Regions from separate parts of the Homo sapiens genome. Here region 2 is linked to region 1. The links are chromatin contacts, found by Hi-C or POLR2A ChIA-PET in ENCODE. All regions are on one chromosome and are shown on one strand. Each heading gives the region's core, a stretch centred on a gene start or an enhancer-like site at or near the end of the contact. The rest is flanking DNA. Distances are from core to core; before and after follow the strand shown. Region 1 has its middle 260 kb from the start of LINC02852. Region 2 overlaps LETR1 (lymphatic endothelial transcriptional regulator lncRNA 1).

Region 1 (6,120 bases), core at 2,130-4,629:
GACGGGGTGCTCCCTGCTGCAAGCCTGGCAAAGGAGCCAAGAAAAATCCTGCATCATAGCCACGTTGCCAAGAAACATTCCTCCCATGGTGACTCAGGAAACCAGGCTCCTTCCTTCTTGGTGCTTTTTGGTCTCTTAGGGCTTGAGGTCTTTGGTGTCTAGCCTGTGTGAAAGGATAAAGAAAGAGGAGTCACTCCCACACCCTAAAGATTCCAGCCCAGGGGTAACACACACTATTTCTGTGGATGCAAAGAAGACTGGAAAATATTGACCCAGTCTGGGCAGCTGCCTTCCAAGGATGATAACTCATTGTGGAAAAGGAGCTACAAAGCAGTCTCTGTCACATAGCGCTGTGGCCCATTGGTTTCCTTGACGCTGTTTCACTTTTTTCTACTCCCCCTTCCACTTGCTCATTGCTCACACTCCTTCATGACTTGGGTTTGTCCTGATTCTTCAGGTGCCTAACTCTGCCTCTCAGTGCCCTCTAAATTTTTTGAGTGTCTACTCTCAATTCTTTGACTCTTCTCTATTTTCCAATTTGAATTTCAGAAGGAGAATCTGATTGTTCTATTTGTCATCTTTTTATCCATGATAGGCTACTCTTTGGAACTGGTGTCTAAATGTCTGGTGTCCACCTTTAGTCTAATTAACTGTGCTTTTATTCATGGAGAGGTGGGAGGGTGGTACTTGAAGTTTTTCTTGGAAAGGACTGTGGCCATCAAGGTTTTACTTGTCTATTATGTTTTCTTTTTATAGTTCTCCCCCGACACACACTTATCACACATCAGATGCAGTGTAATAGAATACTAAATCCTTGTCATAGACTAAAAAGAGACAACATTCCAAGAAATGTTAAGGAAGCACTTAACCATGTGGATTTCTTTATTGGATTCCTGAAGCTTCTAATTTCTTAAGCTCCACCAATGATTTCACTTACAGATGACAACTAACATTCTTTTCTCCATGTACAGATTTAGCATTTTAGTTTGGGGAATATGATTCCTTTCTTTAGTCTTCAGCCACTTCAGGAAGAATATATCCAAGTTGGAAGAAGAAATTCTGATTTATTGTGGTTTCTTTAAAAAGAAGGAATCATGGCCAGACGCGGTGGCTCACGCCTGTAATCCCAGCACTCTGGGAGACCAGGGTGGGCGAATCGCCTGAGGTCAGGAGTTCCAGACCAGCCTGGCCAACATGGCGAAACTCTGTCTCTACTAAAAATACAAAAATTAGCTAGGTATGGTGGCAAGCGCCTGTAATCCCAGCGACTCAGAAGTCTGAGGCAGGAGAATCACTTGAACCCAGGAAGTGGAGGTTGCAGTGATCTGAGATCATGCCACTGCACTCCAGCCTGGGCAACAGAGTGAGACTCCTTCCCCACCCAAAAAAAAAAAAGAAGGAATCATAGCATCATAGCATTCAACTTGTCTGTGAAATACATTACTGCACATTATGGTTATAATTAGAAGCTTAGTTATTTTGAAATGTCTTATTGATAGGTACCATTGATTGAATGTGTTCTTTCTGTTGGGCAGTGCTTATTGTTTTCAGTCGTCACAATTTTCCCAGATAAATGTTTTAATCTCTTTGTTCAAATGAAGAGGTAGTAGTGGTTCAAAGGGATGGTTTTACTTGGTCTAAGACACACAGCTAAATACAGACCCTAAAAGTTAAATTTATGTCTGCCTCAAACTCCTGTTTCTACTATATATTCGTAGCCTCTCAGTTTGGATATCTTACACTATCTTGCTATTTCCCAAGTATTTACTCCAAATAAAGAACAGAATACAATATAAAGTCAACCAATATTCCCTAAGCAAGAGATGCAGTAGCAGCAGTTTCACAAAGACTATCTCATTTATTCCTTTAATAATCCTGGGCAGGAAATTATTAGCAGTCCCATTTTATAGCTAAGAAAACTGAGGCTCTGAGGATTAAGTAACTTGCTTGGGCCACAATCTGTAAGTGGCACTATCAGGACTTGAATAGTGATCTGGCACTAATTCTGGAGCTCTTCCTACCTCCAATTTTTTATTAGTTAATAAAAATAATTCAGAGAGACAATAAGTGCCTTGCATTAGCATACCACAGTCATAACCCCTCAGGTAGTGCTCCATATATGTAATGAACAAATTAATGGATTTACCTCCTACATCTGATTGTGAACTAAAATTGTCACTAATTTTTTTTTCCTGCCTTTCCTTCCTGTTTTCCCTTTGATTTGTGATACACATAACTGGAAAGCCTGTTAAAAGATAATTTTCAAAAAACGATAAAATCATGACTCTCATACAGATACAAATATGAAGACATATTAAAGAATGTCTGTTACTGCTATAATACGAAGGAAAGAGGCAGATATCATAACCAGTTCAAAGGAAAAGTCAAAAGAACATAAATGTATATGGAATATACATAAATGTATAAAAGAATGTTGAGATGAATTGTAAATGGAGACGAAACTTTTCCACCAGGGAGGTGGTGGTGTTCGGTTAACTATATCCTAGAAAGGACACTGCTATCAGTTACCTATAATTTACAGAGTTACCAAATAGCTCAAAGACGGTGAACAAACAGGGCTAGAACTGGGCAGCCAGACAGGTGTGCTATAGATGATGAATATTTTTCCATTGAGACATTTGTATTTTAAAAGGCCCTTACTGTAGTAGAGAAGCTCATTTAGAGTATTACATGCAGTAGATGATAGACAGGTTGTTTGAAATAAACATAATAGGACTAGTCCAATATATAATAGATGTATGAATGAATGGGATGTTCTTTTCTATGCTATTTCCGTATTCTGTGTAAATGATCAGTAACGAACATCCTTGTAGAGCTGGCAAACACACAGAAGCAGCCAACATAGAGAGAATGGGCTTGAAATGCTGCTACCCTGAAGAAAAAAAAATACACATATATCAGCTCATCCTGGTTCCGGCCTGGGGCATGGGTGGGGGGTAAAGGATTAGAGTCCCTTGGTCCTGGTCTGCCATACATAAAGAGTCTCAAATTTATACTGAAAACGTCAGTGACCTCCAAATGAGGTTACACGGTCTCAGCTATACACTCAACGGAATGAAGAAAGAAAAAACACATCACGCAACTTTCAACATGTGTCTCATTTCCAACCACAATTGCTTGGAATTTAAAGCTGGCATTTTTAAAAATCCTGCTAGTAAATAGCAAAATTATATTTATGTGTGTCCCTCGTGTATGTATATTAAGCACATTAATTTGTACAACATGACACTTCTTGCTTCCACATTTCATTTTTCTTTTTGTAACTTATTAACCAGGAGGCTCATAAACGCAAGTGGCCTTGACTCTCCCAGAACTGAGAGGACCTGCCCTGGCCCGAAGCCAAAGGCATTTTCCCCAGCAAATAGCTGGACTTAGGATCCGTTTAACAAAGCTCCTTTAAAAGTCCTTTGGAGTGCGCCGGCCGGTGACACCCAAGAGGCGACCCCTCCGCCCTTCCGCTTTTGGAGGGTGGGCGGCCGGGGGTGGGGGTCACAGTGGCCAGCGTCCCCGGAGGGCGCCGGCTTCCAGGTGCGGGTGGGGCTGCGCGCCCCGCCGGGCCCGGAGAACTTTCACTGGGCGTCCGCGGCGCGCAGACAATGGGCCGGGGAAGCGCCTTATCGCGGCGCGCAGGCCTTCCCCGAGCGCGGCGGGAGGCGGCGGCGCTTCCGCGGGCCCAGGGCCGCCAGTCCCCCGTCCCCCGGTCGCCCGCCGCCCCCTGGCCAGGCCCCGCCGCCGCCGCCCGCTGCTTCCTCCCGCTCTTCCTCCCTGCGACCTCGCGGCCTCCTGGCGAGGCGCGGCCGGCGGAAAAGCTTGGTGGGGTGGCCGCGGCAGCGACACGCGCGGCCGGCCCCGGGAAAACAAAGGGGGGATGTGTGTGGCCAAGAGTCCGGAAATGGGGCGCCGGTGGGGGCCGGGGCGGCGCAGCTCTGCCTCCTGGAGCCTATTGTTTGCCGGGTGCACATGCACACGCGCTTAACAAGAAATTAACACATCCTGCCGCCGCTTATCTATCCATCGATGGCCAAACAGACGGCGCAGTCACTTTGCACGGAGAGGGCTTTTAATGTAATGACCAGGCCGGAGAAGAATATCTCAAGCCCTTCGTAGAAGTTCCTCTTTGTTTCCGTACGGCCCTTGATACCATTTGTGATTCTCAAGCTACTATGACAGCTTCTTAAAAAATGTATTACTTTTTTTTGGTAGGGGGCGTCTTTGAATTTCTTAAAAGGGGGCATTCTGAAGATCCCTTGCCTAACAGATTTTTTTTTCGTCTTTTTGGTACTAATTCTAAAATGATGTAGTTTTATAGTGTGCCAGGCACTATTCTAAGAGTTTCAACTGTATGAACTCTTTACGCTCCTTAACAACCCTGTGAGTTCCGTGGTATTTTTATCTTCATTTTCTAGATGAGGAAAGGAGGACATAAAAGAAACCACGCTGGTAGAGAGGTAGTAAATGAGGCAGCCCAGATCAGAATCCTGGCTTGCCAGCTTGAGTCCATACTCTGAAATGAGGCCTTCCAACTTATTTTTTCACCTCTGGGTTGCCATGATTTGGGTTTTAATTTAATTTTTTTTTGATCACTGAAGTGCAGGACGTTTGTCTAGCCCTTGCTGTTCCTGAACGGGTTATCTAGGGAAGCTTGTAACCGAGCCGAATTTCATAGATCAGAGGAGCAAATGACTTCATTACGCATATGCTTTGCTGTATTAATGACTGTCTGCACGATTTAGGATTTAGGCTGTCTCTGGGTTTTTGATGAAGGGCTGTGGAATTGAAGTGGAATTTGTCGTTTCTATGAAAGGGACATGTTGTCATGTCTATGGCAAGTATTCAAGCAAAATGAGCACCAATAAATTTGAAACCGATTAATCAACCTGGACAATAAGCCAGAATTTCCATTTTCTGGAAATTTTCATCCAAGTTGGGTGAATGTGGCCTAAATTACCCTTTAATGAATGATTGGGTCTCTTTTGTGTAAAGCTGGGCCCTGTGTGCTGTTCTAGAGAAATGCCAACCCAATCTCCTACATTATTCAAACCCCCCGCCCCCCAACCCCAGCAGGTGAGGTCACCCCAGTTAACTCATGCTGAATTCTCAGTAAGGTCCAAATGCTCTTTGGGGACAGAGGATGCACGGATGAATAAGACACTCTTCGTACCTAAAGCAGTAACTCACTGAAAGACAATGACCAATAACTAAAATTCGATTTGATAAGTGCTATATAATATGGGGGAAGAATACACATGAGAAATCTCATATGTGTACTTTCACCTTGGGGTCAGATTACTACAGAGAGGTTCAAATGTTGGCTGGGCGTGGTGGCTCATGCCTGTAATACCAGCACTTTGGGAGGCCGAGGTGGGTGGATCATTTGAAGTCAGGAGTTCCACACCAGGCTGGCCAACATGGTGAAACCACATTTCTACAAAACATACAAAAATTAGCCAGGTTGTTGTGGCGTGTGCCTGTGATCCTAGCATCCGGTGGAGGCTGAGGCATGAGAATCACTTGAACCCGGGAGGTGGAGGTTTCAGTGAGCCGAGATCCCACCACTGCACTCCAGCCTGGGCAACAGAGTGAGACTCTGTCTCAAAAAGAAAAAAAAAAAAGGAGAGGTTTAAATGCTTCGAAACACTCTTGTCTTTTACAAAGGAGCTAAGAAATCATTTGTTTAACAAATGTTTATTGAACCCCATTTTTGTGGCAGGTACTGTTTTATTTTCTTTTCTCCCCCGAGACGGAGTCTTGTTCTGTTGCCCAGGCTGGAGTGCAGTGGCGTGATCTCAGCTCACTCTGTCTCCCGGGTTCAAGTGATTCTCCTGCCTCAGCCTCCTAAGTAGGCTGGGATTACAGGCGCCCACCACCACACCAGTGTACTACCCAGTGTACTCTTCTACTCTTGCTTACAGTAGAGGAGACATCTGTCTTGCATGTAGGATAATTCCATCCCTTCCCACCACCCACCCCAAAGATCCACTTGATGACATCTTGGACACTCAAAGCCATCTTAAATTCTACATGCCTAAAATGTACCTCGTAACTATCCCTCCTACATCTGATTATCCTGCATTTTTCCCACTCTCAGGAATGACCTTG
Region 2 (6,120 bases), core at 1,762-4,261, 460 kb after region 1:
ATCTCTCTGATCTCTTCTGAAGTGAAAAGTGATCAAACTGTCTGGGTGTGAGAAGAATATAAAAGGATATATGTAAAATATCTGGCCAGAAATAAGTTCAATCATTACTTTTCTCCCTTCTTTTCCCTAACAAAGTGTAGTAAAAGGCTCTGCCTCAAAGTGAGTTCTGAGAGAAAGGAGTTTTGAAGTACTCATATTTTTCACTGATTTGGTAATATCTCAAGATTTTATTACTTGCCTGTTTAAAAAAAAAAAAAAAAAAAAAATATATATATATATATATATATATATATATATATATATATATATGCGCCAGGTAGAGTTTGGTGAACTGAACTGAAGTTGTCTTTTTGGTTTGAGAGACTGCAGAAAGGATTTTAGTCTTCATTTAAAATTTTCTATAGTGGTTCCAATGGCATTGTTAATTTTGGGTGAGAAAAGCAGAAAAACTCTAGGTTTGGCAAGCAGACAGACCTGGATGCAAATTGTGTGTCTCTCCTTCTTGACTTTGTGACCTTGGGCACAAGGTATTCTTTCCAAGATTCAGATTTCCTCATTGGTAAAATGGGCATCATGACTTCTATATTTCAGATTTTTTGTTGAACAATAAATAATATAAATAAAGCAGTATCTAACACAAAGCCAAATGGTGTTGAGGATCTGCCTAAATCACAGTAGTTGACAGTAACAGTTCGCCTTGCTTTTGTTCTTGCCTCATTAAAGAGATGAGAGGTAGGCCAAAGGCAAGGAACCAAGGGCTGCCTACATGCAGGGAGCAAGCCCCATGGAACGGACCGGGGAAGACAGCTCACCTTTCAGGGAACAACCTGTTCATGGAAATCAACCCTACACATTTGTGCAAGATCTTCCAACTAGAAAAGTCTCCTAACATTCAGCCTGTGGTTTTTCAAAGAGAGGAAGTGGTCAGGTACCACATATTAACAGAAGGGCTCTGTGACAGACTGTATTTTCCAAAGATGGCTGCAACAAACTCCTATCCCAGACCACCCACTGAGAAACTCCGTAAATTAATTCAAGGTATTTTATTTTAATATAATTTTTGATATGCTCATTTGTTTCCATTTATAAATGTTATGCACACTCATTATAGAAAATTTGGAAAATGCCATAAAAAAGAGTTAAGATAAAAAAAATCAAGTTAGCAGTGATATTAAGATACCTTTTTGATGAATTTCTGCTTTCAAATGTGTTTAGCTACATAGTTTGGATACAAAATTATAAGTGACCACAATGCTAAGGCTGTGTCATCACATGCAAAACGAAGTGCAAATTAAAATAGTTATTGCAAAAATTTAGGCCCAGAACTTTCTTACCTACAGAGTCCCTGTAATTAAGGAAAGGTGTTTAGGATAATTGCCTCCATTTACCACTTTAGTTGTTTGAGGGAATGAGGTATCAGGAACTGGCTGGCATAAATTTTTCTTTTCTGATTATATAAAATGCTTAGTCCGACTATTTTTCTCAAAGTGGTTTTTTTGCTCAATGAAAAGCCGTTTTTAAAAAAATTAAATATACTTTGATTCAGTTGTCAAAAGAATCTTCATGTTTTCAATAACCAAATTACCAATCAATTCTATCAATTTAGTTTAAAATAATAATAATAAACCAACCCAGTCATTAATGAATTCAAAACAGATATTTCAAGGTATAAAATGTTCCTTGAAATTTTTCTTTTTCTTTCTTTCTTTTTTTTTTTTTTTTTTTTTTTTGAGATGAAGTCTCACTCTGCTGCCCAGGCTGAAGTGCAGTGGCGCTATCTGGCTCACTGCAACCTCCGCCTCCTGGGTTCAAATGATTCTCCTGCTTCAACCTCCAGAATAGCTGAGATTACAGGTGCATGCCACCATGCCTAGCTAATTTTTGTATTTTTAGTAGAGATGGGGTTTTGCCATGTTGGCCAGGCTGGTCTCAAACTCCTGACCTCAAGTGATCCACTGCCTCGGCCTCCCAAAGTGCTGGGATTACAGGTGTGAGCCACTGCGCCTGGCCAGAATTTTTCTAATAAGTGAAATTAAATATACTGTTCATATTATGCTGTTATTCCAAATTGAATTTACAGGTGGCAAATAGAGGTGAGCCAGTCTTGGTTATGCACTATATTTGCCCCCATAGTGCACGCATGTTAGTGAGTGTGGGGTGAGGAGATGGCTTGAAGACGAGGTAGACAAGAGAGGTTGTAAATATTTTCTAATTTTTTTCCAATAATTTAGAAGAGATTGCAAATATGTTCTTTTTCCAAGACTTAAGTCAGATACAAGCCTTCCCAATGACGTGTGAAAGGCAAATTTTGGGGGTGCTCCTAATTTTACATCCTATGTCTTATATTAAAAGATGTTGAATAAGTTCTTAGGTAGCACTTAGGATTAAGAGTCACACAGCACGCCTGTAACCCCAGCGCTTTGGGAGGCCGAGGAGGGCGGATCACGAGGTCAGGAGATCGAGACCATCCTGGCTAACACGGTGAAACCCCCGTCTCTACTAAAAATACAAAAAAAAATTAGTTGGGCATGGTGGCTGGCACCTGTAGTCTCAGCTGCTGGGGAGGCTGAGGCAGGAGAATGGTGTGAACCCGGGAGGCAGAGCTTGCAGTGAGCTGAGATCACACCATTGCACTCCAGCCTGGGTGACAGAGGGAGACTCTGTCTCAAAAAAAAAGAAAAAAAAAAAGGAGTCACACGGAAAATTGACTTACTATGAAATCATCAGAGGAGTAGATAATAGGTAAACAAAAACTCCCTTTGGCTTCTAGTCCAATCTTGAAGGCAAATACAGATTAGAAAAAAGCAAAGCTGGAACCCTGAATGTCACAGCCACACAGGCTATAGGACATAGGACCCATAAGGAAAAATCAGGGATCCCGGGGACAGGCAGGAGGTGGATTGGATGTAGGAACTATAATCTGGTGAGGAAGGGAGAGAAAGACTTTTGCCAGGAAAGGATGGATCGTACTGCCAAGGAATGCAGAGTGAGGCATTTCCTAGCACTGCAGACTAGCAGGACTAAGGGTTTCCTACTGGTACACTGTCCACATTCCTAAGCCCACATTTCCATTGTCTGTTTACTTAGGGTATTTTTTGGCTGATTGTTTGCTCATGTATTTGTTTCTTACTTTCAAAATGACTAATTTGAGAGCAGACTGCCATTCTACGAGTCATATTATGCAAAAAATAAGTAGATCGAAGCACAGGGACCATCTACCTTGCAAAACAAAGTCTTTGGTTCATTCAGAGTTGGTTAATTTTCTCAGTGCTTTTCTCCCCCTGGTGATGTTGAACAATTTTCTTTCTACCTATCCTCACTTCCAATGTGCTTGTTTTTAAGATCATAATTTGTTGATGAGTGGTTGTTTGCCAAGACCGGTCTTAGGGTCTGTGAAACACTAAAGTGTATATAATAGGCAAATCCTCAAGCTTTGTTTCAAAGATGTATGCTACCTTGACATGTAGCATTTTGTATTTGACAAAAAGGCAAGAGATCTGCATAATCTAGACAAAAAATGAAATCTTGTAATTTGCAGCAACCTGGATGGAACTGGAGGCCATGATGTTAAGTGAAACAAGCCAAGCACAGAGAGGCAAATATCACATGATCTCATTCATATGTGGGAATGAAAAAAGTGCATCTCATGAAGACAGAGTAGAATGGTGGTTACCAGAGGCTTGGAAGGGTAAGGGGGATGGAAGGATGATGGGAAAAAAAACCGAACATAAATACTGAACTGTACACTGAAAAATGGTAGAGACGGTATACTGTATCTGTATATTTTATCTCAATAAAAAGTGTAAGATATTAAAAAATAATAGGCCACGCACGGTGACTCACGCCTGTAATCCCAGCACACTGGGAGGCCGAGGCGGGTGGATCAAGAGGTTGGGAGCTCAAGACCAGCCTGGCCAACATGGTGAAACCCTGTCTCTACTAAAACCGCAAAAATTAGCTGGGTGTGGCAGCGAGCACCTGTAATTCCAGCTACTTAGGAGGCTGAGGCAGGAGAATCGCTTGAACCCGGGAGGCAGAGGTTGCAGTGAGCGGAGATCGTGCCATACCACTTCAGCCCGGGTGACAAGAGCAAGACTCTGTCTCAAAAATAAATAAATAAATATATACATACATACATATAAAATAATAATAAGAAGTAAATGTGGCTGGTTTCAAGCATGAGTGTGGTAGACTAATTGGGATCTTTTTGCCAAGGTAAGTATCATGGTGGGTGTGGTATGTGAAAGGCTTGGTGCCCAGTTGAAAGTCCTGTTCTCACATCATCTGCCTCTCATTTACGCTTCCTGTTACGACAGTAACCAGGGGTGATCACAAAACAGTAGGAGATGTATTTCCTGGTTTTTGCCGACTAGTGAGCATCTAAGAGACACTTGTAACTTCTCTGTGCTTACTCACACTCTGGGATTTCTCTCTCTCCAGCTTGGATAGGTAGTTCCTCTTCTTTTAAAATCATTCAAAACTATTTTCCCAACTGGCCCTATGCTTAAATAAAGCCAGTAAATTTAACTACGGTTTTCACTCAGTAACTCAGAGTACATAATAACTAATTGATTATTTAGTTTTAACAAAAGTGGCAAATATTAAAAGATATGACTTTTTTATGTAGCAAAGATAAACTCTTCTCCAAATCCTGCCAAAAGTAATTCTGAAGTAATATAGAAAGGGAAGGGAGAGAAGGAAAAAGAATTTACCAAAGACAGACTTTATATATGAAAATCAGTAGATAAACATAATACTAACTTGAGAGTAGAAATAATAATAATAGTAATGATGATGGCAAATCACAAACGGATAGTACTAAATTTCCCTCCCTTTTCACCACCTTACAGGATATCCCGTCTAGCTGCAGAAACAAAACATGGAAATGAATCAGTCGATAAAGGATTTTCTCTCATTAAAGATGTTGGTGATTTTGTCCCGTGTAGGGGAAGTTGAACATTAAGGTGGATGTCCATAATCTAAGGGGACCACGGTCATTCACTCTCCTTGCTATGGGATGCAAACTGTTTTGCATGTGATAAGAATGCCAGGCTAAAAGTAAAAAAAAATTTTATCTCAGTATGATAAGAAATTACGCCATAGACTGACCTAAACATTGAATTTTTTGACGATTGCCCCCACTGATAGATTTTGTATTTCTTAGTAAATCTCAGGAAATTAATATCCATGACAGTCTCCATAGAAAATACAAAATAGAATCATACAAAAATTGTGTATAATTTTTCTTTATGGGGAAAGAGATGGAGCAAAGAGCAATAATTTTGAGGAGGTGGGACCACCAGAGAGAATAAAAGAAGTTCTTATATTTAAGAGAAATTCAGAGGTCATTCAGAAACTATTATCGTGATATTTCTCATTTCAAAGAGATGTAAGTTTCTCTTAAACAATTTATATTTTTAAAAAGTTATAACGGAAAATGAGTGAGAAGTGAAAAGTCCCTTTTATTCCCAAGGTTCATATGACCCAGAAATGAACTTGCCCTAAGAATCAGGTTTAAGACATTCACTTTCAAGCTTTAGAAGGCCTTGAGCTTCATTTTTCCTGGAAAGATAAACTTAATATTATACATGTTATCATCCTGTTGGGATCAAAATGGAGGATTTGCTGGGATGAAATATTAAAAGATGGAGGATGTGAAGAAAGATTTATGTAATGCTAATTTCAGGCAGCTTTCAAGGTTAATGCTTGTCCAAATTTTCATGGCCAATTCCTCTCGCCCAAGGACCACATGGGCAGCTCTGTACTGCTTGTCACTGTCATCAGCCACTTGTGTGACACGTTGGCTGCAATTCAACAGTAAAGCATGCATATTCTCTACTGAACATTTGGGGAGCCTGCAGGCAGCGAGTTGCGATGTAAATGGAAAAAAAGAAAGTCTGATCATAGCCCTCACCATCATAAGTTATCTAGGTGTCCTGCTCAGGCTTCCAATGTGGGCACTCACACAGGCCACCCAAACTGCTGACATCCTTCATTGACCTTTTCACAGCAATTGTGAGCCTAATGACTTTGTTTTCGCGTTTTGGAACTGAACTTTACAAGGATTGCTTCCAATCCTGGGTGGTGCTGAGAAAACTCAGCTTCACTAGAATTTGGCCG

Evidence for each region. A loop is a pair of places that touch in the nucleus more often than their neighbours do. ChIA-PET counts read pairs that join two places held with the same protein, here RNA polymerase II (POLR2A). Pooled maps may share reads with other maps.
Region 2: a map of endothelial cell of umbilical vein shows a loop between it and region 1 (18-fold over the local background). The contact joins two enhancer-like sites. A Hi-C loop is called at or near these places in 1 of 168 maps with a recorded cell type or tissue (endothelial cell of umbilical vein) and 5 of 50 pooled maps. POLR2A ChIA-PET finds 5 or more read pairs at or near these places in 1 of 52 experiments (K562).

The regions. Positions count from the first base shown.
Region 1 is chr15:94,841,337-94,847,456 of GRCh38, forward strand. No RefSeq gene overlaps it. Among named protein-coding and RNA genes, the nearest start is that of LINC02852, 260 kb to the left of the region's middle. Within about 2 kb of position 3,380, at least 22 of the 41 ENCODE cell types and tissues checked have a DNase peak (open chromatin) inside an H3K27ac peak, as active enhancers do; they include endothelial cell of umbilical vein, where a contact is called at or near this core.
Region 2 is chr15:95,298,085-95,304,204 of GRCh38, forward strand. The region is part of intron 1 of LETR1 (lymphatic endothelial transcriptional regulator lncRNA 1); the gene reads right to left. Among named protein-coding and RNA genes, the nearest start is that of LETR1, 26 kb to the right of the region's middle. Within about 2 kb of position 3,012, at least 4 of the 41 ENCODE cell types and tissues checked have a DNase peak (open chromatin) inside an H3K27ac peak, as active enhancers do; they include endothelial cell of umbilical vein, where a contact is called at or near this core.